Linked DNA regions of Homo sapiens: regions 2, 3, 4 and 5 are each linked to region 1. Evidence: chromatin contacts called from ENCODE Hi-C or POLR2A ChIA-PET data. All regions are on one chromosome and are shown on one strand. The core of a region is the stretch at or near the end of the contact, and the rest is flanking DNA. Distances in the headings are between cores, read along the strand shown. Region 1 holds the start of FLJ38576 (a long non-coding RNA gene). Region 2 holds the start of IRF2 (interferon regulatory factor 2). Region 3 holds the start of LINC02427 (long intergenic non-protein coding RNA 2427). Region 4 holds the start of CASP3 (caspase 3). Region 5 holds the start of ACSL1 (acyl-CoA synthetase long chain family member 1).

Region 1 (6,050 bases), core at 432-2,931:
GCTGGCTCCATACCCACCCACCTCATCCTGCACCTGTCACTGCGTGGGACCCTGTGCTCCAGGCAGGGGCACCTCACTGCCCCCTGAGCTCATTTTACCCCTCCTGGCTCTGCAGCATTTCTGACCATTTCTGCCCAGGCCGAGACTCACTGCTGCCCAGAGCAATCTCCCTTCTCTCCTTCTGGAGGGGAGGGGTTGTATGTTACCCGCCTGGTTTTATCCACAGAGGTTAGCAGAGACTGATACAGACAAACCCTTTTTCTTTCTAATTTTAGATTCAAGAGCACATGTGCAGGTTTGTTAAATTTGCCTGACGCTGAGGTTTGAGTTTCTATTGATCCCCTCACCTGAATAGGGAACACAGTACCCAATACACAGTTTTTCAACCATTACTCCCCTTCCTTCCTCCCCCTATTTTAGAATCCCCAGTATGTAGACAAATTGTTTACTTTTATAGCTGTAATTAACCTTATTATAGCTCAGCCTCAACCCTTTAGAGAGGAGGAAACTAAAGCCCATGAGACTTGCTTAAAGATACTAAGTGAACATATTTATTTTTTAAAGTGTTAAAGTGATTAAACAATGTAGACGTGAATGAAATAAAAAGCGTAAGTTCCCCATCTTCATTCCCACTCCATAGAGCTGATCAGTATTTTTACTTGCAGACATTAGTGGAGCCGTAGAGAAAGAAACCTTTTCTCCAAAAGAAGGCATTACTTTACACACTCCGTTCTGCAACTTGTTTTGTTCACTTGCTATTTCACGTCAGCCCATGCAGATGACTTAAAACAAATTCAAATGGAGAAAAGCCTTAGGCATGTTTTTCTCTGCACTAAAGAGGCCCTGCAGGTGGCTGTGGCCAACTTATGCAGTGGCTTCGAGTGAACGAACGTAATTAGTAATTAAGCAAAGCGGGCATCCAGGACATTCAGTTTCATCTTCCTGGCACTTTAGTGTTTAGGAAGGGCCTGGCCTCTCGGGGAGCGACACTCCTCGCCCGGCCACTTTGTAAGAAGCATCGAGCGTGGAAAAGGGGCTGGGGTCAGCACTGGGGCCCTCTGCCGGGAAGAGAGACTGGCGGCCAGCACACGCGTCTCCCCAGGCTGAAATGGGGCACCCTCTCGCGGCCCTTCCCTCCCTTCCCGGGCTGGGTGGCAGGTCTTGGCTCTTCTGCGAGTACCCCGCGGCTGCGGTCTCCCGGCACCCGCTGAGCAGCCTCGCCCGCCTTCCTCTCCCACCCGCCCCTGCGTGCTCTCCGGGGCTCCGGCTTCCTCGGTCTGGTGCCTGGTGCGTATTTTGGAAAATACCTGGCTCATAACCACCTCATTGAGCTCCCAGTGTCCCAGTGGGCCAGCGGACACACACGGGTAGCTGACTTCCCTAACGTGTCCCCAAAGCCTCCCTGGATTACAGCGCCCGCTGCTCCATGTGACCCCGCGGGAGCCAGGACGCGCCCCGCCTCCCGGGGCTGCAAGTTGCGCAGGGAGCGAGCGATGCGCAGCAGAGCTGGGCTCCGAGCCGGATGCGCCTTCCTTTCCTCTCCAGAGCAGGCTGCCCGCCCGCGGAATCCCGCACGTAGAGCAACCTCGCAGCACCCTCAGAACAGCCCCGCTGGGGCGCGCCGGGCTGCCGCGGTGACCTTTCCGACGCCCCTGACCCCGCATCCGGAGGCGGCCGGAAGTGTCGCCGGCCTCCTCCCGGCGCAGCCTCCGGGCCTCCAGTGCAATCACTACGCCCTGGGGCCCGGAAACCGTTTTCCGGTCTTTCGCTTTCGGCTGGGGCGTGGAGGCCGCGGTGCTGCGTAGGCCGGGCCGGGCGCAGGAACAGCCCCGTGGCGCCCTCTCTGGCCGCCGCCCGGGCGGGAAACGTCGTTCCGGGGACCGGGCGACCCCGCAGCGGGGAGCGCGCCAGGTCCGCGCGGGGAAGTGGGCGGTGTGCGGCCGGCACCGCCTCGCACCACGCCCCCGCGGGCCCGCACTTTCCCGGAGTGCACCCCGCGGCCGCCAGCCGGGGCGATGGCGGGGCTCTGGCTGGGGCTCGTGTGGCAGAAGCTGCTGCTGTGGGGCGCGGCGAGTGCCCTTTCCCTGGCCGGCGCCAGTCTGGTCCTGAGCCTGCTGCAGAGGGTGGCGAGCTACGCGCGGAAATGGCAGCAGATGCGGCCCATCCCCACGGTGGCCCGCGCCTACCCACTGGTGGGCCACGCGCTGCTGATGAAGCCGGACGGGCGAGGTAAGGGCCGGCGCTCCTCCTGGAGCGCAACGGGGTCCGCAGCCCCGTTCCCACCCTCCGATCAGCCAGGAACCCGCTGCTTGTGGCGCTGGCCGCAGGAGAGAGGAGCCTGTCACCCTGTGGAGAATGCACTCCCAGTTCTAGTCGTTGCCCCTTGGCACCCGCCGACACTGCTAGTGCCCCATCCCAAAGTGAGCATTTTCTTTGTGTGTAGCACAGGATGCGGTATTTCCAAACCCCTGCCCTCGGTCTTTTCCCACCTCACCGCTGCTCAGCTCTCAAAGCCCTGCCGTTTCCTCCTGCCTTGGCTTGGGAAGCCTTAGGAACAGAAGCTCCCTGGGAGCACAGAGCGGTTTTAAACTGGCCAACACCTTAACGCCCAGAGCCGCCCTCCTCTCGCTGCCACTTTGGAAAATAAGAGACTAGAGATTCACTGGACGCTTCCTCCCGGCATCACAAGACTTGACTGCTGCTTCAGTTCCCGCTTGACCTTCATACTTTAGCCCTTTAAAGGATGTTACATAATAACAATTAAGAGACGGCAGGGCCTTCAGGCAGACTTCTTTGGAGGGTGTCAAACGCCTTGTTTATTAAAGAGTGAATTTTTTAATTAAAATCATGTTTTAAAACAGAGATGGACATTTTATTGATGGAAAAAAATCACGTTAAGTTAGAAAGCTCTCAAAAGTACCTGGTATTTACAACTCCCTGTCAGGGAGGGCGAACTCGATCTCAGAGTTTTATTTTCATCAGGGATTACGTTGAGGTACCCAGAAATGAGAAGATTTGCCCAAAATGGCATATTTTAAAATTGGCCCAGACCAGAACCCAGTTTCCTCTGGGATTATTTGTTAGTAATCGTTTTACAGGCTGAGCATTAACTAACTCCAAAGCTTGAAGGACTTTTTCTCATTTTCACTTGTTTTCTCTAATAAAAATAATGCTGTAATTTCAACTTCACAAGATGAGGCCTCATGGAAGAGTGTTTACCAAAATATTAAAAATACTTTGACAGAAAAAAATCAAGCGAACTCTTTGCCAACCAAATATCATCATGACTGATGTAACAAGTAATCCAACACAGATATGAAAATCACACTGGTAAAAATCATCTCAGTTAATTCTAAAAGCAGAGCTAACCACCCCTTTTGTCCTAAGGCTTTATGGTATTAAAAAATAAACTGTACAAAAATATAGATTTTCCCCTATCCCCTACCCCTGGAAAGTAATATACTGAAGTCTCATCATACTGTTTTGGGGATTCCAGTAATTAAAATCTCTAGTGAATAAAGACCTGTTTCAAAACAACCTGTGAGCTGACTGGACTATTTAAAGTAATTCTCCTTGTAGTCACTTTCAGAGTGAAGACAATGACGAATACTGTCTTTTACAAAGGGACTTTTTATTCCACCAACAAATTCTGGATTTTGGCATCAGGAAAACCACTGTTCAATTTCCAACACTATATCCAAGTTGTTTGAGAAATTATTTAAAACTCTTTAACTTAGAGGGTTTTCTTTCTCCTTTACTTGTTAAAGTGACTATATTACAGAGTCACTTTAAGGATTAAATTTATTGCATGCAAAGTTTCTAGATCACTGTCTAGAAGTCAGTTAGAGTAAGTTCTTTAGTTGTCAATCAAGCATTTAGTAAGGCCCTGCTTTGTGCCCAGTGTTGACCTCAACAAAGTTGGGGATATCAGAATATTCTAAGATACAGTCGTTGTTCCCAAGAATCTTGTCTTTCACATACAAGAGGTGTTGCGTTTCATTTTGCGGCTAATGTCCAAACGCTGGCCTCAGCCATTTCACCTTGAAGATTGCAGTTGGCTTCCAACTGGCCTCTAAACTCTAATCTAGCATTTTCCAGTCCATTGTGACAAAGTCTGCCTTCCCCAGCTACTCCCAGCTGTTGGACCTGCTGCCTTAGAACCACAGATTGAGACCTCCCTGTCCCCTCTGTCAGACCAGACCAGGGCAGGCAGTATATTTGCATGACGCAGGATGATTGACACTGGTGATTTCACCCAGCTCCCTTCATAGCAATTTTGACAACTGCTTCATCTGAGAGACATTTGGAAGCAGCATAGTTTATGGTGAAGTTCTGGAGTCTCGCTCGGTACAAGCCAGTTTCCACCATTTACTAGCTCTGTGATACTGGGCAGTCGTTAGAAAGAATGCCCGTTCTGGGACATCAAAACCTAATAATTATTATTCTCTAATAGCTAACATGCATTATGTGTGTTTATTTGCTGTGGCAAATACTATGTTGAAAAAAACTTTAGACTTACAGAAAAGTTGCAGTATTACAGGCAGTTCACACATGCTCTCTACCTGGCTTCCTCTAACAGTAACATATTACAGAATTAGTATATTCATCAAAATGAGAAAACAAACCTTTGTCCAATACTGGTCACAACTTTCTCATCTTGATTGAATTTCAAATTTGATGTTTTTCCCCAGAATTTTTTCAGCAGATCATTGAGTACACAGAGGAATACCGCCACATGCCGCTGCTGAAGCTCTGGGTCGGGCCAGTGCCCATGGTGGCCCTTTATAATGCAGAAAATGTGGAGGTGGGTACATGTGAATATGATCAGTATTGTACTGTGTATCTGACAGTGTGAGAATCTCACCAGAATCAATATAACGTGTCCTTATATTTCAGCCATTTCAGCACAAAAAACATTCCACTAAGTATTTTAGACTATATAGGTGCAATTTAATGCTTTCCAGGTATAGCCCGAATCCTGGGAGATTAACATTCTCCAGATATAAGTGCACAACTGCTATCAGGTCCCTTTATATTTATTCTTTTTTTGAAAGGATATCGTTTTTTAGAAACACAAATAAATTATTCCGCAAGGCAAGCACTTGTTATCCACCAGACGCTATTTTAAGACTTCAAAAATATATGACTAATAAAATATGTTTCCCTCAAGTTGCTCAGGGTCTCATATCAATGATAAACTTAGTCCAAATTTAAAAGACAATGCAAATTTGATATTTATGGGATAAATATTACAAACCCATGCTGTTGAAATTAGTCCTCCAAAAAGCTGTAGTCTTTTTACTTGTTGAAAGGTCTGGGGAAATCATCTTGTAGTATGGTGAGAAAAGGATTTGGGTCAGGAAACAAAGATGGGGTAAACAGAGCTTCTCTTCATCGACCAAAATTAAAGACTGAATTTCCTAGGAAGTAGTGCCAGGACATGTCTTTCTAATTATGGTGAAAATGTTGGAGTTTCTCTTGCTTCTCCAGAATCCTGGCTCAGAGAAGAGAGCAAGAAGGGCAGACAGGATTTCTGCCGCTGTTGGCCTAGTGTTAATAGAAGTTGGTGTGGTGGATGCAGATGGAGATCTGTCCAGAGTAGGGGACTTGAGCAAGAAGCCTGGTGGGCACCCTGTGCTCAGCCCTAGACCCCATCCCTCCTCCCACTTCACGTGGACTCTGGGTGATCCGATCACGTTCATGGCTTCCATTGCTGCCTCTATGCTGGGGACACTCCGAACAGGCATCTCCAGCTCAGGCCTTATCTTGGCTGTCTCACTTGCTTTCAGACCACAGCAACCTGAAGGCCTCAAAGTTACCATCACCTGAAAATACACCTATGATTTCCATCTCCCCACATGTGCCCACCCTCCAGATTCGCCTCCTCCCACCTCACTGTCCCCCTCCCCACATTAAATAACTCCACTTGGTTCCTGGTTTATGGCGGGAACCAGAGAATCATCTGGGACATCTTTCTTCCCCCCAACTCCATTGAGTCCCCAAGACTGAATGCCAGTTTTATGTTCAAAACTCTAACTGAATGTCTTTGA
Region 2 (6,050 bases), core at 1,137-3,636, 1.7 Mb before region 1:
CAGAAAAGGCTCCTTTTCCCAGGATTTTTTAGGTTTCTACTTTTGCCCCTTCTCCCACTAAAAGAAGAATAAAGGAAAGTTGGGGAAATCAGAGAATCCTGAATCTGCGTGCGTGGTGAAGTTAAACAGAGTCACCCTCTGGGCCTGGTAGGGATAACTGCATCTGCCTAGCATCAAGACTATCCACCGCCTGGTCTAACCCCAGACCCCGTTGTGCACCTGCCCTTAAGCACCAAAAACTGAACTGCTCAAAGAGAACCTGCAGTCGATATGAAAACTAGTAAATGACTGCAGGCTTGACAGCAGTCTCGGTGATGCCTGAAAATCCACAACAGGAAATCTAACTATCCTCCATACCTCCTGGCCATTCATCAAAAGCAGACCGAGTCACAGCCATAAGGAGGCCGGTGGCTGAAGACGAATGCCAGCACCACTTTTCCTCATTTAGAACAACTGAGTTTTTTCCTTCCATAACCAAGGACAAGGAGCAACCGGAGGGAGGAGGTTGAAGAGGGAGGGGGCGGGCAATATGTCCCCAAGTTTCAGACAGTAGCGGGTCAGAAACGAGCGAAAGCCACCTCGCTCTTCTGAGCTACCTCGGCCGCCAGTCCCCGGGATCACATCCGCAGCCGAGCGCCAAGGGTCCGGCCTACACAGACTGACCCGGGCGTTTCACCTGGTGCCCGACCACGGCTCTGGCGCCCTGCCCAGGCTGCCCGCCTCCTTCCCCTCCCCCGCTTCTTAGGGAACAAGGAGGAGAGGGTGGCAAACGCACCCAGACCGGGGGCCAAGGGGAGACGCCGGCGCGTGCTGGGAGGGGCATGAGTTACACCCGCGACCCTTGGAACTTGGAACGGCTTCCCCAGCCCCGGCGGACGCCGGCCCCCAGGCCGTGCCACTGGGAGCAGGCGGGCGCCGCGATTGGCCGCGGCCGGCTTCACTCGGTGGGCGAGCCCTACCGGCGAGGCGGAAAGGAAGTGGCGGCCGCCGCGGCTTTGCACCAACCATGTTCGGCCAGCGGGCGAATGTCACCCGGCGCCCGGAGCCGGGTCGGAGGGCACGGGGCGGGCACTCGCGTCCCCACCCCGCCGCGGCCCGCGCCCCGGGACCCCGAGGGGACGCCGGCCCCCACTGCGCCGCTCGGTCCCCGGAGGCTCCCCGCCCCCACCTCGCCCGCTCCGTAGCCGAGGCGGGTCAGGCCCAGCGCGCGAGGCCGGCCGGGGGCGCCTGCGGGGACCCGGGGGCGCACGGCGCTAGGCCGCGGCCCGGGCGGCTGACCCCTCGGCACGGTGCCTTCCTGGGACGCGCCGCCCGAGCCCCTGGCGCGCTGGGACAAGTGCAATGACAAAGCCCCAGGGCCCGACCGGGCGCTGGCCGGCGGGAAGGAGGACGCGGCGTCCCTTCTGAGCGGCGGCGGCGGCGGCCCAGCCCCCAGGAAGCAGGGCGCGTCGGCCAGGCCCGGCGCCCGGCCCGGCTCCGAGCCCGCCCTCCCGCCCCGGCCGCTGGCACCCGACGCCCGCGACCCGACCCCGAGCCCGGCAGGCAGGCGAGCCCCTGGACCGCCGCGGGGCGCCCCAGCAAGTTTCCTCTGGCCGTGGCTGGAGGCGCTCCTCCCGGCCGGGGAGCGGTGCCTGCTTATTTACGCTGGAGGCAGCCTGGAGAGGCGCCGCCGCGGGCACCGAGAAGGACCCGCTCCCCTCCTTCGGATCCGGTGGCGGCGGTGGCTGCACACACACACACGCGCGCACACACAAACACGCACATACACACAATTTTGTTTTAAATGAGGCCCGACTCCAGCTGACCTGCACCCCCACACACAACACCTGGGGCGCAGAAGCACACACAGCAGGTCTGTGTCCATGGAGCCACCTCTCCGCATCTGCAAATCCAAAAGTGAAATTAAACCTCCACCAACCTCCTCCTCCTCCTCCCTCTCTACCTCCTCCTCCTCCTCCTCCTCGCAGCCTCAGCAGCCCCAGTAGCAGCAGCAACAGCAGCAGAACCTGCTTCCCCTAAAATCAGATGATCCATAATTGCGCCGACTGTTCCTCCAAAAATCAGTATTAATATTTATGAACCCCGGCATTTTCCGTCTGCAAAACATCGTGTCAAGGCATCAGGACACGCATACACACACGGCCCCCCACAGTCCCCAGAAACATGCCCTCGAGAGAAACACACACAGTCACAACTATTATTTGAAAAATGTTACCTCTCAGTGTGCTTTTTTCACGCTACCAATACAATTCCGCAAGGTATAAGTGTTGCTAGGGTATGTGAAATGGAAATGAAAGCCCGTCAGTTGAATAATCGCAGGAGCAAAACTAAAAGTTACTCCCCGGCTTGCCTGAGAACAGTCCAGATCGAAAGCAAAACAAGGAGAGGAAACTGCGAAGAGCCGCGGCTGGAAATCCCCCCACCCCCCGCCCTCCTCCGGCCGCGCTCCCTCCCTCGCCTCCCCTCTCCGCCCTCCTCCCTCCGCCCTTCCTCCCCAGTGTTTGTTTCAAGCTTGTGCAACCGGGAGGTGGAGGCGGAGGGAGGGCGCGAGCGGCCCGGCCGGGAGGTGCGGAAGTTCGCCGCAGCAGCTCATTGGCGGGCAGCGCCGCTTTCATCATTTCTCGGAAAAGTCAATTTCATTTTCGCTTCCCCAGGTCGCGGCGGCGGGAGCAACAAGCAGCGGCTCGTGAGTCCGCGGCTCGCACCCAGGGGCGCCCGCACGTGCGGCTAGAACGTCCGAGTCGGGGTCCGGGGCGGGGGGCGCAGGCCCGCGGCGGTAGGGGAGGAGAGCGGGCACCCGAGTCTCCATCCTCAGGGTGGCCTGAAGGTTCCAGGAGGGCGTCCGGCGAAGGCACGGGGCTGCGACCATCCAGTTAGCAGGGCTGGTGTGACTGTTGAGAGTAAATGAAAATTCGTTTTGTGACACCGACCACCTCCAAGGAATGAAAGGAGCAGTCAGCCGAAACGACAGCATTACTTGCGTCCTTACCTAATTGGAACCTTATCCGTGGCTGAGGGTGCCACCATTGGAGGGGCCGCCGCCCCCTCTGACACCACCTGGCGCTCCGCTCCATTTAGGAGCTAGAACGAAAAGGAGGCCCATCCCCCAGTAAGTCACAGCCCACGCCAAGATGAGTTCTGGAGCCTGTGCGACCGAAGTTTCTTCACCGCAGGGCGAGGTGGACAAGGGTGTGAGTTACTTTGACTTCAAGACGTCTCAGTGGCGGCTGGTTCTGGAGAGAGGCTTTATGCTGGAGCACTTCCAGCAAAGTTCGGCTGGGGCCTCCTTAACTCACTGGCTGGTCACCCTTGGCCTCGGTTTTCAACCAAAGCCTAAGGCCTCAGTTTTCAACGCTGTAAATGGAAATAAATGAGAGAAGAAAGTACAGCCCGTGTGACAAGTGCAGCAAGCAATGCAACTTCCTTGGGACCTACCCTTTGTGGTCCCTTGCTTTAAAAGTATAGATTCACATTTAGTTAGACCTGTTTCTTCCTCGCATGCAATTTCACCAGTCTTTTCCCAGACTTCTGTACTCAACAGAGGAAGTTCCTTCCTGGGAGACCATAGCTGTTTGTATGTAAAGAGTTGCGAAAAAACAAAAGCAAAACAAAAAACTCCAACACCTCTCTGTCACAGAAGTATTGAATTATATAGACTGGAAAAATGGAAGTATCCAAGAAAACGCGTGTGGTAAGAAAATGGCTAAGGTGCAGGATTCTGTTTTGTGGCTCTGGTCTCAGAAATAGACCTCACATACACATTATTCCTTATCCCCTCTATTATAATACTCACTTTTTTTTTTTTTTAAGAGACAGGGTAGGCCGGGTGCAGTGGCTCATGCCTGTAATCCCAGCATTTTGGGAGGCCAAGGCAGGAGGATCACCTGAGGTCGGGAGTTTGTGACCAGCCTGACCAACATGGAGAAACTCCATCTCTACTAAAAATACAAAATTAGCCAGGTTTGGTGGCGCATGCCTCTAATCCCAGCTACTTGGGAGGCTGAGGCAGGAGAATTGCTTGAACCCAGGAGGCGCAGGTTGTGGTGAGCCGAGATTGTGCCATTGCACTCCAGCCTGGGCAACAAGAGCGAAACTCTGTCTCAAAAAAAAAAAAAAAAAAAAAAGAGAGGGTCTTGCTCTGTCACTCAGGTTGTGCTATCATAGCTTACTGTAACCTTGAACTCCTGGCCTTAAGCGATCCTCCTGCTTCAACCTCCCAAGTAGCTGGGACTACAGGCCTGTGACAGTGCCTGGCCCAGGCACTGACTTTCTTATGTCATATAGCAATGACCACTAAGGGAAAGTCTATACAAACTATAGAATAGTTGTCATTCTTTACCCAACCCGGGACACAAGTTAAAAACCTAGTATTCATTTTTTTTTTCCTGTACCAAAACAATCATCTTCCTTTATTTTTCCTGGAGCGGGAAGAGGAGAGTGGAGAAGAAGGGAAGAATGCAAAGTGTCACTTTGAACTTCTCGTTCACCACACACGTGGGAGTCCACTCATGTCAGCAGCCTCCGTGCACAGGCCCCAGGTGAAAGAAAGAATGAGGTCTAGTTGGACCAGCTAACACTGCCTGCCTTGTGTTTACGAAAGGCAGCTGCCTCTGTGGTGTGATTTCAGGGGAGCCAGACAGGGCCGGGGCCACGAACCTGCATCCTGCATCCTAAGCACCTATTGCCATGCGTGAGGCTAACTGGAAACTCACTTGCTGGGTGCAGATAGCTTCCAAACTATTGTGATGCTCATGCTTGACTTCCCAAGGAACGTGTTTCAGGAAAGGCCATTGCCCTCATTATGGTCTTTGATAAGCAGGAAGAAGTTTGTTGTTCCTTTTTTTTCTTAATGCCCTACTTCGTGCAACATACATCCAATCAGTCATATCCTATTGACGCTACCCCTAAATATCTCTGGGCCTGGCCCGTGCTCAGGGCACTGCCTTCATTCAGTTACTGCACTTGCCTGCTGCCTGTGCTCCTGGTCTCCTGCTTGGACTCCCCCAGGCCAGCAGCCACACTACTGCCAAAATCCAGTCGAAAATTAACTTCAGGTAAAGCACAATTCCAAACCTAACACTGCCCCCCTCAAAAGCCTCTCTGTAGCCTTCAGAATAAAGACCATATTATTTGACAAGACACATAAAGTCCATTGTAATCTGGCACCAAACGACCTTTCCAGCCTCATCTCCTGCCATTGTGTCCCACAAGCCCTACATCCCTCCCTTGCCAAACCAGCCTCCGCTCCTTTTTGTCAAACAACAGAGCTGTCCTCTTGTTCATTGTTTTATCTTTAGCATGGTGCCCAGCACACAGGCACTGAAATACTTGTGAATTAATAATTACTTGCTCTTTTCATCAGGCTCTCATAAAATATTTTAGACTTGATCAGAGCCTTGTTTTATATTTTAATAGCTTTTTAATATAAATGTAATTAATGTTTCTTGTACAGAATTTGGAAGATGCAAGAATGGTGAGAGAAGAACATAAGCCACCTGACATCTCACTAGTCAGGAATAGACCTGTGGATATTTTTATGTATTTCCTTCTAGTGATCTTTCTAAGGGACCGTTTCCAATCCGCATCTCCTCTGTCTGTGTGTAGGATTTAAGAATGCTGACTGTGCAGGCTGCTCTCCACGATGCCCATGTGACAGCCTGCTGTCCTATTCTAGTTCTTGGCCGGTTCCTCGTCTGCTGCCAGCCCCCTAAATTATGGTGTTTCCAGGCATTCTATCCTCAACCCTCTTATTTTCTCATTCTACATGCTTTATCTTTGGGTGTTCTCCTCCACGCCCAGGGCTTCAGATATCACTATTTGCTGATGACTCCAAAATCTGTAACTTCTGAGCTCTGACCACATTAACTCCTACACATGTCTCAGGTGCAACAAATTATACATGTCCCAAGTCAGAGAGAACATCTTTTCCACAGCCTTGCACTGTTCACTTCATTGATTAGCTGGGAAACTGGGAGGACTCACAGACTGCCCCCTTTCCTGAGTCCTGGGGCCTCCCTGAAGCATGGGTGTTGCTTGCAATTTTCCAGGCC
Region 3 (6,050 bases), core at 2,341-4,840, 1.7 Mb before region 1:
TGGGCTGAGCACAGTGGCCCATGTCTGTACTCCCAGCACTTTGGGAGGCCAAGGTGGGAGGATCACTTGAGGCCAGGCCAAGACTAGCCTGGACAACACAGCAAGACTCCACCTCTACAAAAGATAAAAATAAAAAATTAGCTAGGCATGGTGGCACACATCTGTGGGTCCCAGCTACTTGGGAGGCTGAAACATAAGGATTACTTAAGCCCAGAGGTCAAGGCTGAAGTGAGCCATGATTGTACCACTGCACTCCAGCCTGGGTGACAAAGTGAGACTCTGCCTCAAAAAAATAAAAATAAATAAATAATAAATTTGAAAGTATTGTTTTAATTCTTTATTATAAGCATGCCTAATAAATACACAGAAGAACAAAGACTAATTCAATTTAAATCAGTATTTTTTCCATTCGGGAAACAGAGCACAGAACAGTGGTACTTTCATGATTCCATCTCTAACATTTAGGTAAGAAAATATCTTGTAATCCTGAAGTAAGTTCACAGTGACTGCTGTTCTCTACTAAAGTCCATCCATCCTGAATTGAATGACACTCTGAAGAATGTTACTACACATTCCACAGCCCTCTGTGAGGAAATGGCCTTGAGTCAAAAAAGAACTGCTGGAAGAATCTATCATTCTTAAACTATGGCTCTCCCTCCCATTTATTTCTCATAACAACAGAGCAAAACAGAAACCAAGAAACAAGATCATAACTCAGAACACTGCAGCTATTTTTTCACAATCTGCCCACTTCTTAAATAGACATGAAATATTGTAACTAGCTATATTCAGATACTACAGGAAACAGAAAGACCAGAAGAAAAACCTCAAACATCCGGCCTTCATCTTTCCTCTACATTAAATCTACTTTTCTTCCTAACTACAAATGTCTCCTCTCAAGAAGTTAAAACTGGGCATAATGCCATGGAGAATGACCAGGTTCACACTTTTCCAGAATTAGCATTTCTCAGATAAACACGCAACCCACATATCAGGAAAATTACCATTTATCAGAGGGGACCAATCCTAAAAGTTCTGTTAGAACACCAGAAATGATATTGATATGCAAGCAACGCGACATATCGAGGGTTCTGTGAGTGTATATTCCTTTGGATCTTTCAGGAAACCTTTCAGCTATACTTATGGTGATAAGGTATATACTATAGTATACAGTATATATATATAGTATGGTGATAAGGTGTATCCTTTCAGTTTTACTTATGGTGACAGGTTATACTTATGGTGGAGTTGAGTCAGTGTCTTTATGGAGCTTTGCTGGAACCTAACATCTCTCTTGTTGTCCAAAGCAACAACCTCAGGAGATAACAAAAGAATCCTGGTGAGCAGAACATCAGCAGTGAAGACTGCACTTTTTGTCTCATGTATCAGTTGAAAATAAATGAATGGCACCTCTGACCTGGAACCAACTAACTCTGCACTTTAAGTGGCAGCTTGGGGCAAACTGAAGGATTTGATGTCAATTACTGTGTTTTATGGGCTATATATGCTGAAAAGATTTTCATTCTGTTTTGAAACAAAATAAAAGGACCTGGCACAAAAGTGACTATGCCCTGACACTCTGTACAAACCAAACTTGTGTGTTAACATTGTTTCAGATTTTTAACATCCCAACTTCACAGGCTAGACTGAAATCCCAAAATTTTACTTTTAGTACACTTCAATGATTTCTTATAAATTTCCCCACTTTGATATTGAATAATGATGATGATGATGGTGGTGATGGCAACAGACACCTCTTAATAAACACTCACTGTGGGCCAGGTCCTATGCTAAGCCCATTAAACGCATCAACTTGTCACCACTGGTACAACCCTACATGATAAGTATTACTATTTCCAGTTTACAGACGAAGAAACTGAGGTTCAAGGAGATTAGACAACCTGTCCAAAGTTACACAGCTAAGGGGTAAAGGGAACTTAACACCCAAGTCTGTGCTCCTTCTTCACTAAATCTTCGACTTCTTAGATGTCAAACTCTGAAAATTTTCTCTTTTTTCCTATAATCTGCCATGCTTCTACCCTTTTCCTACTTCTCTCCTACTGAGGCTGTTCAGGAATATCTCATGATGAACTCCAGCTCTAAATTCATTTGAAAAAATATTTACTGAGTGCTCACATTAATGCTTCATTCGGTGATTTGCAAAGGTTTCTTAGGAGCCCACTGTGTGCTAGATGCTGTGCTGGGTGCTGAGGATTCATCGGTTCACAACATTGACAAAAATGCCCCGCCCACGTGGAGCTAACATTCCAGAGAAGGCAAAAAGACAATAAAGATAGAGATAAGAAATACAGGGATGGCTCAAAGATAATAAATGCTAAAGGAAAGCAGGCTAGGGGAACGGGAAGAGAGAATATTAGGGAAGATGTACACGTGTGTAGGACTGCAATTTTAAATGTTAGGAAAACATAATATTTGAGCAAAGACTTTCTGGGGTATGAGGGTTAGTTTTATGTGTCAACTTGGCTAGGCTATTATTAATTATTATTATTTAATTAAATTATTTAATCAAACACTAATCTAGCTGTTACTGTGAAGGTATTTTGTAGATGCGGTCTGCTTTGAACGGCATTTCTAGCGGCCCTGGCCTTGTATTACACTGGACACTCTACTGATTACCAACTCACTCACTTTTGGGAGACTGTGGGGTTTAGGAACTATGTTGACATACTTTATTTTGAACTGCCTTCACAAAAACTGACAAGCAGGGAGGACCGGTAATATCACCCTTATTTTACAGACAAGAAACTAAGACTCAAAGAGGGAGACTAACCTGTAAGAGATAACAGAATAAATAGCAGAGCTGGGTGTCAGGCCACCATCCTATCCTTCTTGACAATATACTGGAAAGGAATTTGCAATCACTTCTAACTGCTCACCTTCCAGCCACCATTCACTCTTCAACCATTTCAATCTGACACACCCCCTAACTCAGATGTTTTGCTTTTTTAGGGGGGTGAGGTGGGGACTGTAGTTTTCCATGAATTACATACATTAAGGGTGTCTGTCAGTCAAGCGGCGCCTTAAGGAGATGTCTCATTCCCCCAGGCTACTGTCTTCAGAACAAACACATTAACCAAAACCAGTGAAAAGAACATGATAAGAATCCCGGGCCCAAGGATTACAAAGTACACAGCTCAGAACAATCTCTAAAGGAAGCACGCAGGGTAAAATACCCAACAGCCTCCTCTACGTTCCTCTAAATTTCCCACTGAAATCCCTTAAAGAGAAAACATTCACCACTACAATAATATCCAAGATTGTCAGCCTATCCCACAGTCTGGGAGGGATTCCTACAACTCCAAGGACGATGTGACCAAGGACAACAGCCAGCAGGAACCACCTGTGCTGGGCCCCCGCAGCGAGGGGCAAACACCTCTCTCCCGGTTCAGAGAAGCAAGATCTGTGCCCAACAAAAAACTAGACAGCCGTCTCTCTCTGTGGTGCCTGCTGCTTTTTTGTGAAAGAAAAACATAAGCTGTTCCCAATACCTTCCCAAGCAGCCGACAAACGAGGGCTCTTCCGCCTTAAACTTTCCCCATACCGGGCGGAGCCCCAAGCCACAGGAAACCTCCAGCAGGAAGTCGGGCTGCCAGGGCGGTGGCGGGCGCGGTGCATCCTGGGAGTTGTAGTCCGTTCTCGGAGGCGCAGGCGCAGTGGTGAAGGCGGGGAGCTGGGGGCAGCACCGCAGAGGATTGTACTTTTTCCTGAATGATACAGTCCTCCTTCCACATCCTTGGGGAATTGGTTCCAGGACCTGTGCTGATACCAAATCCGGAATGCTCAAGTCCCTGATATAAAATGGCGTAATATTTGCATATCGCCTACGCACATCCTCCGTGTACTTTAAATCTTCTCTGGATTATTTCTAATACCTAATGCAATGTAAATAATTGTTATACTGTGTTGTTTAGGGAATAATGGTAAGGAAAAGTCTGTACGTGTTCAGTACAGATGCAATTTATTAAAGGATATTTTCGATTCCTGGTTGATTGAATCCATCGGTGGGGAACACTGTGGATACCGAGGGCCAAATGTATGAGGGTGTCGAAAAAAAGTCAGGGGGTGCCGTTAGGAGACCTCGTTTCACAGAGGGAGGGTGATCTGATGAATGTCGGCCGCACAGGAAGACTTGGCTTGGAAACGGGTGTCGGCCTCCGTCCAGTCTCAGATCTGAAATGGACTGAGATAGCCCCCAAGTGGACAGAGTGGGGTGAAGAATAACCCACACGATCTACAAACGGGACTGTGGAACTGTGACAAAACGTCGTAGAATCAAGGAAGGCGAGCCGACGCAGACTCAGAGAAAGAACAAACCTCAGAGTCATCTACCTTATAAATAGAACTTTTTAAAAAATTTTTGGCTTCTTCAAAAACTATCCCCCCAAAAAAAACAACAACAAAAAGCACCAACGCATATTATATATTAGGACTTGTAGGCAAATGAACGTATGGCACAGTCTGGACTCATATACATCAAAATGTTAAAATTAGTCTTCTTTGGATGAGAGTGTTGCATTTTATAAAACTTATGTGTATTTTCCTCATTGTTTACAAAGATGAAATAATTTTTTGGTTTGAAATAAGTATAAAGAAAAACACATAGAGCAATTTTTAAACACCTTGGTATCTACGACAAAGTTTTATCATATTTACTTCAGATCCTTCCTCTCTTCCTTCCTTCCTTCCTCCCTGTTTCTTTCTAGAAAAGAAAAGAAAACCAAAAAAATTATGGCCGTGCACGATTGCTCATACCTGTAATCCCAGCACTTTGGGAGGCCGAGCCGGGCGGATCACAAGGTCAAGAGTTCAAGACCATCCTGGCCAACATGGTGAAACCCCGTCTCTACTAAAAATACAAAAATTACCTGGGCGTGGTGGCACGCACCTGTAGTCCCAGCTACTCGGGAGAATAAGGCAGAAGAATCGCTTAAGCCTGAGAGGCAGAGGTTGCAGTGAGCTGAAACTGTGCCACTGCACACCAGCCTGGGTGACAGAGTGAGACTCTGTCTAAAAAAAAAAAAAAAAAAAAGAAAATTGAATTTGACTAATGACTAATGAAATGGGTTGTGTGGAAGACCTGGGTGACCAAATAAAATGCATAACTGTGCAAGTCAAATGCCTGCCACCCAATCTTCATTCTTGTGGAATTTTGAAGTTGGCCAGATAGCCAGTCTCAAAAAATCTCCATCCCCAAAAAACACACATGCAAAAAACAAAAACTTTACAAGTAGTGTCCCTTATGTAGCCCTTTGTCCTCTGCAGGGAAATGCATACATACATACATAGATTCTGCAGAGTATTTATGTATATGTCTCTGTGTTTTTGTTTTTTGAGACAGGGTCTCACTCTGTCTCTCAGAACTGGAGTGCAATAGCACTCATGGCTCATTGCAGCCTCAACCTCCCCGGGTTAAGGTGATCCTCCCATCTCAGTCTCCCTAATAGCTGGGACTACAGGCACACACCACCATGCCTGGCTAATTTTTTGTAGTTTTGTAGAGATGGGGTTTCACCATGTTGCCCAGGCTGGTCTCCAACTTCTGGGCTCAAGCAATCTGCCTGCCTCAGCTTCCCAAATTGATGGGATTACAGGCATGAGTCACCATGACCAGCTCAACAAATTTTTTAAATCAAAATCATATCAAGTATCTTATCAGACTACAATGGAGTCAAACTAGAAATCAATAAAAAGAGAAACTTCAGAAACTGTACAGATACAGGGAGCTCGAACAGCCTGCTTCAGAACAACCATTAAGAAAAAAATTCAAAAATTTCTTGAAAGAAATGAAAATATAAACAACATACAAAAACCTGTGGGATACAGCAAAAGCAATGCTAAGAGGGAAGTTTATAGCAATAAATGCCTGCATCAAAAAAATAGAAAAGTATGTCAAATATACAACTTAATGATGCACCTCAAGGAACTAGAACAGCAAGAATAAATCACACCCAAAATTAGAAGAAGGAAAGAAATAATACATATCAGAGCAGAACTAGGAGGTTGAAGATTATACGGTATATATAAAGTCT
Region 4 (6,050 bases), core at 2,585-5,084, 1.5 Mb before region 1:
GCCTGTAATCCCAGCACTTTGGGAGGCCAAGGTGGGAGGAATGGTTGAGATCATGTGTTCAAGACCAGTCTGGGCAACACAGAGAGACCCCATCTCTATAACAAAGTAAAAACAAGTAGCCTGGCATGGTGGCACACACCTGTAGTCCCAGCTACTCAGGAGGCTGAGGCAAGAGGATTACTTGAGCATAGGAATTGGAGGCTGCAGTGAGCTATGATCGCACCACTGCACTTGAGCTTGGGTGACACAGCAAGGCTGTTTCTAAAAATAATAATAATAAAAGTAAAATAACTGGTTTCATGTTCAGCGTTAGGTATATGTCATTAAAACATATTCCCTGTATCTCTGTGTTCCTCCAAAGGAAAAGTGAAGCCTGTCCAGCAGGACTTCTGGGGAGATTACACTTCTGTCAAACAACTTGAAAAATATCAGGATTATATTTATTACCTGTCAGAGAGGACAAAGTCTCAAAAGCAGTCACGTTTCCAGATTTAGCAAATGAAACAGAAAGAACATCTGTTTCACAATAGTTTGGACAAGAAAAGACTTCAGTTGTGATGTACCAGAGGTTTTATCAAAATCTTTTCCCATCTGGTCTCTGAATTCATTTGAGTACGTATAAGAATTATCAAACTGGCGATTGTAACTGGGCCTGGTGAAGTCAATCTTTTAATATTTGTTATGTAATTAAGGTAAAAATATGAGAACAGGAATGTAAAATCAAATACAGAATACATTGAAATAAGTTCCATTGTACTATACAAACAAACCATCCTTTCCTTTCCTCTGGCAAGGGCCACGTGACCAGGAAGACAGTACAGAGCACTCTCCACTATTCAAAGCCTCTGAGTTTATGACACAAGTTAGAAAGAAGGGCACTTAGTATGTGCAAACGATCTGTCTTCCCTGTGCCAGGTGAAGTCCTAAGATGGTGTTTTTGGAAGGACAAAAGGAGAAAATGGGAAAGCCTTCACAGATCTAAATGATTTGTATGATATAAGTGTAAAATGGAGGATCTCGGATGCCTTTTTATAAAAATTACAGATGACTTTAAAGCCTCAGCACTCCCACCAAGGATGACTACTTTGCAGAATCAGATTCAAGTTTAAAACCGCTTGAAGAAATCCTGCTGTCAGGAAGACTGAAACTGCCAAAACTCAGATTCAGTAGCATTTATTCATTTGATATTTGCACCATAACAATTTACTGAACACCAACTGTGTGCAGAGTACTATACTAGACCCTGAGTGTATCAAGCAGTGGAAGAGACAAACCCTATCTCTATTCAGGGCTTATACCGATGCTCACTGGTATTCAAAAGTGGCTCAACAAGGCAGATGCCAGACCGTGTCCAATACATATCAGGTAGCTTGATTTCATTATTGTAATGCAAAGAAGCTCTACAGGCAACATGTGAAGGTAAGAACAAAACATGCAGAGAAAGAATATTATATAAATCTAAGAATTCTCCCATCTTTGTTTAGGCCCAAACACCAGTGCTTCTTATCTTTGGGGCAGAGCTTAAAGATCTAATAGTAGGCACCAGAAGCAATGTAATATATCATTCATCAAAATAAAGACTGCTTTGTAGGGGGATGAAGCAGTAGGAGATTGTGTTAAACGAGGTTTGAAAACAAAACAGTAAAGAAGCATTATAATTGCCTATATCAGATGCCAGTCTCTTCAAATGGCAAGAGGCAAGGCCTTTATTCAGGATAGCAAAAGCAAATCTGATTTAACTAGGTACAATGTCTAATGTCTCTTACTTTGAACAGGTTTTATTGCCATACTCCAATAAACTGTTCATCCATTCACTAAAATAATTTTCACTTTCAAAAACCTTCTTTTGCAAAAAGGCAAAGCAAAACCAAAGTCCAAGCATCGGGCTGTGATAGAGATGATTTAAGCTTTATATTTCATTTTTAGAGATTATGTAACCACAGCACGCACATTCACAGTGGCTGAGCCCATTTTGATACAGTCTGGTCTAACCACCTTGCCTGGCCCTCTTTCAGCTATCTTGCAGGTTTACATCGTTTCAGTGACTCCGTATGTCACCTCTACCATTTCTTTTCTAATTATTATTTGCTGAATAATCCTAAACCAGGTCTACTTTTTCTAGATAGGGCATAAAAGTAAAAATACAATGGATGGGCATTCACTGTGTTATGCCAGGCCCCGCATTTGGGGCAAGACACTAAGGATACCAAGATAAACCAAGTCCGTCCCTCCTGGAGTTTGCTTGCAAATCTAGCAGGGAAGATAGTAAACAAGCAACTGCAAAGGATATGACACATCTCTCTTAGGGAATGCTGGCTGCAGAAAGAACACAGCATAGGAAGATTTAACCTTAAACTGTTTAATGAAAACAGAAATTTAAGTAGCAGCTCTTCTAATCAAATGTGATGGCGGGAGAAAGGGAGTGCAGAGGTGTTGCAGGCAGACACTAGGTATGAAGGTCAGCATTGCCGTGCAGAAATCGAACCGGTGCTAAAGATAAGGAGGGGTGGGGGCACTCAGGACCCAACACACGCAGGGGTTTGTTAGCCATATTAAGTGCTGGGTTTAACCTAAGGGCAAAGGACGAGCTTTCTAGACTTTCATTTCATAAAGATCCCTCTGCCTGTGCTGTAAAAAGTGGACTGCAAAGGAGCAGGCGGGTCTGGAAGTGGAGAGACCAGGGAAGAGGCTGCTGTGGTCAGACGGCTGAAATCAGAGATAGAGAGACGCGGACAGATCTGGCAGACATTTACAAGGTCGACAAGGCTTGGCGACTAAGCAGGAAAAGAAGTGGGTGGGCGAGAGGGGGCTGCGAACGATGTTTTCCGGTTTCCTGCTTGGGTGCCACTTACTGAGAATGGGGGAAGAGGCAGGTGCAGGGCACACCCACCGAAAACCAGAGCGCCGAGTGTGAGCAGGGCTCGCTAACTCCTCACGGCCTGGGATTTCAAGGCGACGCCAACCAGCTGTGGCCACGGATACACAGCCACAGGTATGAGCTGCGAGCACTCACGAAACTCTGCAGGGCCGAAAAGGAATTGGAGTTTAAACCCTGCAACTATCTCTCTGGAAGAGCTAAACCACATTGTCAACCCGGGATAATCCAGGCCCCAGGCATGGAAGGCAGCAGAGACGGAAGCCTCGTCCAAAATTGGAAGGATCAGCCCCCAGGGCGAGTATCTCACAGTCAGCACCCGGCCGCCCCAGCCCTCGCAGCACCGCTTCCCGGGGCCACTCCTCCGCCGGCGGTAGCGCCGTCCGTTTCCCAGCTTGCCGCTGCCTTCCGCCGCCTGACCCGGCCTTCCGGCACTCGGCCGGCCGCCAGGTCTCCCGCCCTCGGAGCTCGGTGCCCCGTGCCCGACCTCCCGGCCCCGGGCTCGGTTCCCCTGGCCAGGCCTCCCGCTGCCTGGCCTCCCCGGCCCGGCCTCGCGCTGCCCGGCCTCCCCGGTCCCAGCCCAGCCTCCCGCCCCCGGGCCAGGTCTCCCCTCCGATGACCTGAGGCCTTTCCTTAGGTTACCCCCAGGTCCCTCTCCCTAAATCAAAAGCCTTAACCCGCTGCCTGGCTTCCCCGGCCCCGGCCCAGGCTCCCGCCTCCGGGCCAAGTCTCTCGCTCCGCGGGCTTCACTGCTCGCCCCCGCCCGGGCGAGGTGGCAAAACAAACACTCCGCCTTCCAGACCGGGCAGGTACCCGGGCGGGCGCAGGGCCTGGGAGAACGCAGGGAGCGGGGGCAGGGCTGACGGCCCGGAGCGAGGGCGGCAGTCACCGCACAGCCTCCTCATACCTTCTACAACCGCCTCACAATAGCACCCATCCGCTAGGAGCCGCGTCTGCACTGCTTCCGCGGCCCGCCGCCGGGAGATGTGCTCCAGCGCCAGCCCCGCCTCCCGCCCGCCCCTGTCGGCCCCTCGCGCCGCCTCCGCTGCGGCCCGTCCCCTAGCTCCCGCCCGCCCGAGAACCCAGCCCCAGGCTGGGCCCCAGGAGGCGCCCGCCCACCGCAGCGCGCCCCGCCCCCGCGCCCCGCGTCCTCACGCCCTGGTCCCGCCCTCGCGTCCCGCGCCAGTCCTCCCGCTTTGGTCCCGCCCTGAGGCTCGGCCCGGCTCCCCCGCCCCGGATTTGAAATCTAGGTCTTCCTGAGAGTCCGCGGGCTTCCGCTCCCAGCGCGGGATTCTGGAGGGAAATTGAGGGAGACTTGGAAACCGCGCCAGGCCCAACGGGTACCTAGAAGGGAGACAAAGCCAGGCCTGCTGCCCAGTTTGAGCTCTGGGAAGAAGAGGAGCAGGCCGGGACGCCCACCGGTAATTTCTGTCTCCTCTGCGATGACCTGAGGCCTTTCTTTGGGTTACCCTCAGGTCTCTCTCCCTAAATCAAAAGCCTTAACCTCCTGTCATCAGGGTGCCAGGCTAGAAATAACCAGGTCCACGCATGCTGTGTTTTCCACCATGTCAGGCTGCTGTGGACGCTCTTTCGATCACAAAAGCCACGAGCTGCGTGGAGTTCCCAAGGAGGCAGTTCTCAGCACTTGCTGGTCACTGGGTAGTCAGAGCCTGACACACAGGCTCAAGCCGCTCACGCATCATAGTAGTGTACTTAATCCACATATAAATGTTACAAGTTAAGCATCCCACAACAAAGTAGCATTTAACATCATGAGGAAAAAGAGATGGGGCAAAGAGATTAACGAACCAATCCAGAGGGAGTGAAGAAGAGGAAAAGAAGCCTGGTTTGGGCCGAGAGGTCCTTCTGCAAAGACGGCGTCAATTAAGCCGGCTGTTGGGAGCTGCCGAAGGCCCCATCTTTTATAGTCACAGAGTCCTGTGGTGAGAACTGGTAATGGAAGAGAGTGCTTGTTTGTGTCCTTACCTGGCTGGATGCGGACTATTTTTTTATTTGTTTATTAAAGTATAGTATGCTTGTTGGCAAATGCCTTATGAAATGTAAAAATGGGGTCTTCTCCTAAGATGGAGTTATTAATGGTTACGTCAATGGTGTGCTATATACACTGCCCTACCGATCCCCTTCCTATTTTGGGTCGTGAACTCATTTCAGACCCTGAAGCAAACTGTGAATCATTTTCGCAGAAGAATTCACCAACACATGTGAGCACGACATTCTGCATCAGATTTCAAAAAGTTCTTGACATTCAGAAGTCAGATTCAGGGACCCCATGGCAGAGCCTGTTTCTAACACTTGCGCCTATTCGACTATAGGGACTATATTCTGCACAGAAATATACTTAGTTTTATATATGGTTACCCCTTGCTGAGTTTATTGCATGCTTTTACATTTTCATAATACATTTGTTTGTTTCAGCCTTTCAACAATCCCTCGGGATAGGAATTCCAATTTAAAGAGGATAAGGTTTAAAGAGGTTAAGGCCGAGTTTAAAGAGGTTAAGTCCCGGCGCGGTGGCTCATGCCTGTAATCCCAGGACTTTGGGAGGCCGAGGCAGGTGGATCACGAGGTCAGGAGTTCGAGACCAGCCTGGTCAAGATGGTGAAACCCTGTCTTTACTAAAAATACAAAAAAAATTAGCCGGGTGCAGTGGTGGGCACCTGTAATCCCAGCTACTTGAGAGGCTGAGGCAGGAGAATCGCTTGAACCCGGGAGGCAGAGGTTGCAGTGAGCTGAGATTGCGCCACTGCACTCTAGCCTGGGCAACAGAGCAAGACTCTGTCTCAAAAAAAAGAAAAAAAAGGGGTTAAGTAGTTTGCTGTTGCTAAAAAGACAGTCACAGGAGTTAAACTCAGATCCCACAAATAAGACTTAGGCCTTTCTTTATCCCTCCTGAATTGAGTGAACACCAATGTTTGACAGTCCTTTTTCTGCCTCAATAAAACTGAGAAATAGGACCCACTCCCAACCTTAACAGTGGCTCTGCAGAGCAGTAATTTGCAAAGAGGGGACTAGTGTGGTTGAACTAGTCCTTATCCTATTGTGATGCCCAAACCCCTTCCTGTGCTAAACTTTCTTGCCAAATTAGCAAGCATTAGCAGCAGTTTTCTGGTTTCCTGTAAATCATACTAATTTACTTAGTCTGTGAACTTTTTTT
Region 5 (6,050 bases), core at 1,961-4,460, 1.4 Mb before region 1:
AGAAAGTGAAAATGTCATGATGTAGAAAATGAACATAACTCAGATTATGTGATAGTTTTCTCTTCTTGCCATTATATACAACCCAAGGCTTGCCACAAACTGAAATTTCTTATGCATTGACATTCAGCATTTGATGTAAAATGACAATCTTAGAGTCGCTGCCACAAACCCTGGTAAAACTGCCCCTGCCTTCTCCAGTTCACTAAGTTCAGCTACTCCTTCAGGGCTTGTGCTCCTTTAAAACTTTTCAGAAGCCCCTTGAAGTACCAACATGTTGAAACTCAAACTCAACTGCCTGCAGCTTCAGATCAGCTCTGGCCACTGAGAATTCTTCTCCAGGCCCCAGTGTCAAAGGCACTTTTGACCATCATGTGTTTGTCTGACTACCAAGTTGGACTGCCAACCTTCACTAAAAACTCCGGCACCTTTATCTACCTCCTGTCAGATCACCGCCTGTCAGAGAGGGAGGCCTAAAAAGGCTTCAGGATATCAACAGCTTTGAGCTGCCTTAGAGGAACTTCTTTTCTATTTTGTAGTACAGGAGCCTCATGCACTGCATCATCCAAACAAGACTCTCCACAAAACATTACTAATGGATTCTAATTGAACAGAGTTTGGTTACAAGAGACAGTAAACACAAATGGGCACCTGTTTTAAATGGCAAACTTACACAATAAATTCAATTGATCTTAAAAACTAAACATTCCTCTAAGGTTACTGACTATAAATATCTAGAAATTACTACTCCTATAGTCTTGCTATTTCCAGACAAGTGAAACTGGAAGGGAGAGAGGAGAAATACCCAGTTATAATGACAAGACAACCTTATCTTTTCTCAAAAGCCTCCCCAAACACACAACCATTTTCCACAAAACAGTTACATCAAAAAAGATGTAGCAAGACCTAGACATTAAGCATGCTAGAAAGTAGGGACAGTTTTACCAGTGTTTGTGGCAGCAACTCTGAGATAGTCATTTTACATCAAATGCTAAATGTCAATGCATAAGAAATTTCAGTTTGTGGTAAGCCCTGGGTTATATATAATGGCAACAAGAGAAAACTATCACATAATCTGAATTACGTTCATTTTTCTGCATACACCATGCATGCTGGTACACTTTCAGTTAGCCTAAACTTCACCCAAAAGTAGAGGTGGCTATGAAAACTCTACCTGCATGGTATAAATAGATACCTAACCCTACATGCATGGGTCACTTGTATCTACCTCCTAAATACCAAAAACTTAGAAGCCCAGATTTCTTTTCAGTCAGGCTGCCTGCGATAACAATAAAAATACTGCCAAAATAGGAACAACAGAGACAGGAAGGAAATATGCCAAAATGCTTATAATTGTGGGGAAGGGTAATTTTTTGTTTTGTTTTGTTTTTTACAGAGTCCTGCTCTGTTGCCCAGTCTGGAGTGCAGTGGCGGGATCTCAGCTCATCACAACTTCTGCCTCCTGAGTTCAAGCGATTCTCCTGGCTCAGCCTCTCGAGTAGCTGGGACTAGAGATGCATGCCACCACGCCTGGCTAATTATTTGTATTTTTAGTAGAGATAGGGTTTCTCCATGTTGGTCAGGCTGGTCTCGAACTCCTGACCTCAAATGATCTGCCCGCCTCGGTCTCCCAAAGTGCTGGGATTACAGTGAGCCACCACGCCTGTCTGGGTAATTTTTTTTTAAGTATTCTGTTTACAGTAAATTCAGAAAACAGAAGTCTTTAATATGTCTGTTTTAAAGGGGAGAGGTATAAGGTGTGCGGCTAACAAGTTTATTTTTCTAGTCGCAGAATTTGGACTCGTGAAAGATTTTAGTCTAATGCAGTTTGTTCACAAATATAAGGAGGGGGGCCTCAGACTAGGGAGGTGTTTTCCGAGTTGAGTCAGAACAAGAAAGTAAGTCTCCCAAGACCTGGTCCTTTTCCACTATATCACACTGCACTGTCTGGCTCCAATCTGATGGCGAGCAATGGTTCCTTAAAAAGCTCCATCTTCTCAAGCCTACCCAGCACAGACCTACAACTCAAACTTTAAGTTTTAGCCAGCCTAACCTTCCACGTCCACTTGAAAAAAGAAAAAAAAGAAAGAAACAATCAACCGGAAGCCTTTGATTTTTTTGCTAGCAAGAAGCCAATAATTGTTTTCTTTGGGACAATCACAGGTTAAGTTGTGAAATGGGTGGCAGAAACTGCAAGATTTAACCAGTTTCTCTCAACGCTAATCAAAGGTCAAGAAAATAAAAGACAGGGCAGTGAGAGTCGCGGGACTTTAGACACTCCTGCACCAAGAAGCTTAAAAGTCTTAGCCAGGGCACTAGAGAACGCTTTTAGAATGGTCACTCTTAATTATGCTCCATAACCTTGAAATTGGACTGAGTGGGGAAGGGGTTTCCACACTCTCACAACGCACCGACTGGGGGAACGCCTGTCCCCAGACTCGAATCCACGTGTCCATTCAAGTCATCTACCGCCACTCTCCGTCTACGCTGCCAGGTGACAGACATCATCTTTGCTTCTCAATTTCAAAAAATGCCAGCACTCCTTAGATCAATGACTCCACGGCCAAGTGCAAGGGCCACGGGCACTCCTCTGGAGTCACCGAGAGAATGTCTGCCTCTGGCAGCGGCCTCTGAGCTGCCTGTGGGCCTCGTGCCGCCGCGCTGCGTGGGGCCGGCATCTCAGCGGGCGCGAGTGCAGTCTCGCCCCACGCGCGGTCCGAACGCCCGCGAGCCCGGCCTCTGGGCAGGCGGGGGCCGCGGACGAGGGCAACGTCAGCGGCCCAGCTGGGCCACCTCCTCCCAGCCGAAGCGCGGCCTCCGGCTGCTTCGCCGGGCCGGTCCCCGCCGCCGCACACACAAGGGTCGGTCCCGCGCGCATCCCCGGCCGCGCACCAGCCCCGCGCCCGCGCCGCCCGCGACTCAGACACAGGAAGCTGCGGCAGCACGGGCACCCCGGAGGCCTCCGGCTGCCGAGGGAAGCGGGGCCGCGGGCAGGAGGCCGGAAAGGCGGCGCGGCCCCACGAGCCTGGGGTGGCTCACGCGCCTCCGCGGCGGCCGCTGCTCCGGGCTCGGCCCTGAAGGGCAACGTCAGCCGGCGCCTCGGCCGGGGCCCGGGCACCGCCGCGGGAGCAGGCGCGGCTCCGCACGGCGGGCGCACTCACCTCCTCCGTGGACCGGCCGCTCCGCCGCCGGCTGTCACTGCAGCCCACTCCCTGCCCCGCGCCGGCTCTGGATGCTATTTAAGGCGCCGCTGGCGCCGCCGCCTCGGCCCGCTGGTTGCGCCCCCGCCACCGCCGCGGCTGAGCCAGGATGCTGCTGGTGCGCTCGCCGCGCCGGCCCCGCCCTCCCGCGGCCCCGCCCCGCCCGCAGGCCCCGCCCCCGGCAGGCCCCGCCCCGCCGAGCGCCCGGCCGCCCTCCTGTCTGGGCGCGCGTGGCTGGCGGGTGGCCGGCGGTCGAGAGGCTGCGGCGGGCGAACGCCGCTGGAGTCGCCCAGACTGCCTCGGATTTCATAATGAATCTGAGGAAGGACAAAGGGTACATTGGACCGCCTCAGCTCAGAGGCCCCGCGGACCCTGGGCCCCGCGATGCCCGAGGGGCGGGCGGCGCCCTCCGGATCCTGCACCCTCAGCCCGTGCCCCGCTGGCCTCCTGGCAGGCCGGGCAGAATTCTGCTGCGAGGGCCCTGGAGGCAAGGGCCTTCCTCTCCGTTTTTCCTTGACACTGACGGGCGCGGCCCCACAGGGTTTCCCCCACGCTCCCTGGCCGGAAGACCTTTTCTGTCTGGTGTCTGCAGAGCCTGACGTGGGCAGCGCCCGCAGCTCGCGCCGGTGCAGGGGAGCTGAGGGCCGACTGCGCGCTGCACCACGGCGGCCACCTGCTGTGCGGTTCTGAGGGCTTCCGCGGTTCTGAGGGCTTCCGCGTCCCTGCCATGCCCATCTTGGGGCTTCAGAAGCCAACACGATGGTTTTCGGGCTCACATCCCAAAGGCTGCTCTTCCTTTTAGCACCTGGGACCTACCAGGAACCTCAACCTCTAACAACATTGGTCCCCGTTACCGTGGAGTTTGCGCCCAGCGTTCGCTGGAGGGCCGTTTGAAGAATGATTGTTGTCGTAAAGGCCTTTGATAATAATAGATACTGTTTACCCAGTGCTTGATGCCAGGCATTGCTACAAACACTGCGTACACATTATTCTATTTAATCTTCATAACCCAGTGAGGTAGGTACTGTCATTACTGTCCTTTCACAGAAGAGGAAGCTGGGGCACAGAGGTTAAATGCTAGTGAGAGCAGTACCACACTTGGCACTCAGGCTGCCCCCAGAGTGTGGGCACAACCAACGCAGGGCTATGCCTGGGCTGCAGGCAGGGGAAACTGACCGTGGTTCGCTCCAGGCCTCAGCCACACTGCAGTTCACTCCCACAAATAACTGAAGGACTTTCCCTGGGTGTCTCCCACAGTGTGCTGGGCGCAGTGGTGCAGTGGGGTGAGGACAACGCACACACCAGCAACCTCTCTAGCAGCTCAGTCCTTTTAGATCTCCATCTTCCAGATCTAGAAAAAATGGACTCCACGTTCGTTTTCACTGGTTCCCGCTTGGCTAATCCCTGGTTTTTCTGTCCAGATCTCGCCTCCCCATCCGTGATTTTGTCATCTTTGCCTCTCCTTTTTCCTCTTCTCCAACCGGTCCCTCAGCCCCAGAACCTCTGCAGGCACCTCCCAAGTTCTGTGGTCTATTGTTTTCAAGGGCTGCTGGAACGAAGTACCACACACTAAGTGGCTTCAACAACCGAAATGTATGGTCTGTCCTGGTTCTGGAGACTAGAAGTACAAAATCACGGCGTGGGAGGGCTGGCTGCTTCCGAGGCCCATGAAAGAGCATGTGTGCCCGGCCACTCTGACTTGCAGATGCCCATCTTCTCCCTATGTCTCCTCACACCATCTTCCCTGTGGTGTGTGTGTGCAAATCCCTTCTTTCTATAAGGACACCAGTCATACTGGACTAGGGCCCACCCGAATTGCCTCATTTTAACTTGATGACCTCTGTAATCATGAGGTAATGTCCAAGTAAGGTCCCATTCTAAGATACCTGAATGCCCAGGCACGGTGGTTCATGCCTGTAATCCCAGCACTTTGGGAGGCCGAGGCAGGCAGATCAACTGAGGTCAGGAGTTCAAGACCAGCCTGGCCAACATGGTGAAACCCTGTCTCTACTAAAAATAAAAAAATTAGCGGGGCATGGTGGTGCGTACCTGTAGTCCCAGCTACTCGGGAGGCTGAGGCAGAAGAATTGTTTGAACCCAGGGAGGTGGAGGTTGCAATGAGCCAAGATCACGCCACTGCATTCCAGCCTGGGAGACAGAGCAAGACTCTGTCTCAAAACAACAACAACAACAACAACAAACCCCTGAACATATGAACTTGGGGAATGTGGGGGTGACAATTCAACCCGTAACATGTGGATGGTCGTCACTGGCTGTCTCACCTTACGTCTTCTCCTCAAGACACTTTTCTTTTAAACTGGGTGCCTCTCCCTGGGCTCTAGCCCTTAATGAGGTGATTTCCAACTCAAGGCTGGGAAAGGCACACAACCCAGTATCAGACCTGAGTTCACACTCCTTCTGGCAGGAACTTCTAGGTGACATTGGGAAGCAACTTCATTCCTTAGAACCTAGATTTCTCCTCAGGCTATAAGGGGGCTTGGCTAAATAATCTCTTAGGTCTCTTTCAGCACACACACTTAAAAAAAAACAAAAAAGTTTTTATCTAATCACTCCAAAAAGTTTTACAATGTATGGGGTTGTCTTGTGGACTTGAGATAGAGACTTTGATGGGAGGCAGTATTGCATAGTGGTTAAGAACACAGGCTTTGGGGTGGGTGAATCCACATCAAGCCTCATTGCATCCTCCTTAAATCAGGAATAATACCTACCTCAGACAGGTGTCATAGGATTGACAGCCACGCCCTTGGCGTTCTCATTAAATGAAGATTCCAGACTCTATAGTTGGGAGTTTGTGACTTAGGTAAGAAACCAGTCTCTTTTTTTGAGACGGAG

The links. Hi-C counts contacts between places; a loop is a spot of excess contacts on that map. ChIA-PET counts read pairs that join two places held with the same protein, here RNA polymerase II (POLR2A). Pooled maps may share reads with other maps.
Region 2: a map of CD8-positive, alpha-beta T cell shows a loop between it and region 1 (7-fold over the local background). The contact joins the promoter of IRF2 here to the promoter of FLJ38576 in region 1. A Hi-C loop is called at or near these places in 2 of 168 maps with a recorded cell type or tissue (CD8-positive, alpha-beta T cell and naive thymus-derived CD4-positive, alpha-beta T cell) and 11 of 50 pooled maps. POLR2A ChIA-PET finds 5 or more read pairs at or near these places in 1 of 52 experiments (activated B cell).
Region 3: a map of CD4-positive, alpha-beta T cell shows a loop between it and region 1 (15-fold over the local background). The contact joins the promoter of LINC02427 here to the promoter of FLJ38576 in region 1. A Hi-C loop is called at or near these places in 5 of 168 maps with a recorded cell type or tissue (B cell, CD4-positive, alpha-beta T cell, CD4-positive, alpha-beta memory T cell and 2 more) and 11 of 50 pooled maps.
Region 4: a loop to region 1 is called in a map of gastrocnemius medialis, with 7 times the contacts of the local background. The contact joins the promoter of CASP3 here to the promoter of FLJ38576 in region 1. A Hi-C loop is called at or near these places in 5 of 168 maps with a recorded cell type or tissue (CD8-positive, alpha-beta T cell, OCI-LY7, ascending aorta and 2 more) and 17 of 50 pooled maps.
Region 5: a loop to region 1 is called in a map of ascending aorta, with 14 times the contacts of the local background. The contact joins the promoter of ACSL1 here to the promoter of FLJ38576 in region 1. A Hi-C loop is called at or near these places in 3 of 168 maps with a recorded cell type or tissue (CD8-positive, alpha-beta T cell, ascending aorta and endothelial cell of umbilical vein), 2 of 37 single-sample maps with no recorded cell type and 12 of 50 pooled maps.

Annotation. Positions count from the first base shown.
Region 1 is chr4:186,189,809-186,195,858 of GRCh38, forward strand. It overlaps FLJ38576 (a long non-coding RNA gene), which reads right to left and starts at 1,682. Exons shown (of 1, transcript NR_046264.1): 1 at 1-1,682. It overlaps CYP4V2 (cytochrome P450 family 4 subfamily V member 2), which reads left to right and starts at 1,759. Exons shown (of 11, transcript NM_207352.4): 1 at 1,759-2,229; 2 at 4,692-4,804. The coding sequence starts at 2,016. RefSeq lists a silencer at 1,556-2,085.
Region 2 is chr4:184,472,164-184,478,213 of GRCh38, forward strand. IRF2 (interferon regulatory factor 2) reads right to left here and starts at 2,387. Exons shown (of 9, transcript NM_002199.4): 1 at 2,216-2,387. IRF2-DT (IRF2 divergent transcript) reads left to right here and starts at 2,639. Exons shown (of 1, transcript NR_186573.1): 1 at 2,639-5,141. RefSeq lists silencers at 646-715, 776-1,465, 1,546-1,595, 2,406-2,525 and enhancers at 2,556-2,745, 3,096-3,425.
Region 3 is chr4:184,533,993-184,540,042 of GRCh38, forward strand. It overlaps LINC02427 (long intergenic non-protein coding RNA 2427), which reads right to left and starts at 3,591. Exons shown (of 3, transcript NR_147158.1): 1 at 3,510-3,591. RefSeq lists enhancers at 3,322-3,531, 3,602-3,931.
Region 4 is chr4:184,645,613-184,651,662 of GRCh38, forward strand. It overlaps CASP3 (caspase 3), which reads right to left and starts at 3,835. Exons shown (of 8, transcript NM_004346.4): 1 at 3,783-3,835; 2 at 2,853-3,019. PRIMPOL (primase and DNA directed polymerase) reads left to right here and starts at 4,126. Exons shown (of 14, transcript NM_152683.4): 1 at 4,126-4,296. RefSeq lists silencers at 3,343-3,552, 3,563-4,142.
Region 5 is chr4:184,822,758-184,828,807 of GRCh38, forward strand. ACSL1 (acyl-CoA synthetase long chain family member 1) reads right to left here and starts at 3,211. Exons shown (of 21, transcript NM_001995.5): 1 at 3,159-3,211. It overlaps LOC105377587 (a long non-coding RNA gene), which reads left to right and starts at 3,414. Exons shown (of 3, transcript XR_939564.4): 1 at 3,414-4,214. RefSeq lists enhancers at 2,460-2,529, 3,780-4,283, 3,890-3,939, 4,110-4,389 and a silencer at 2,700-3,659.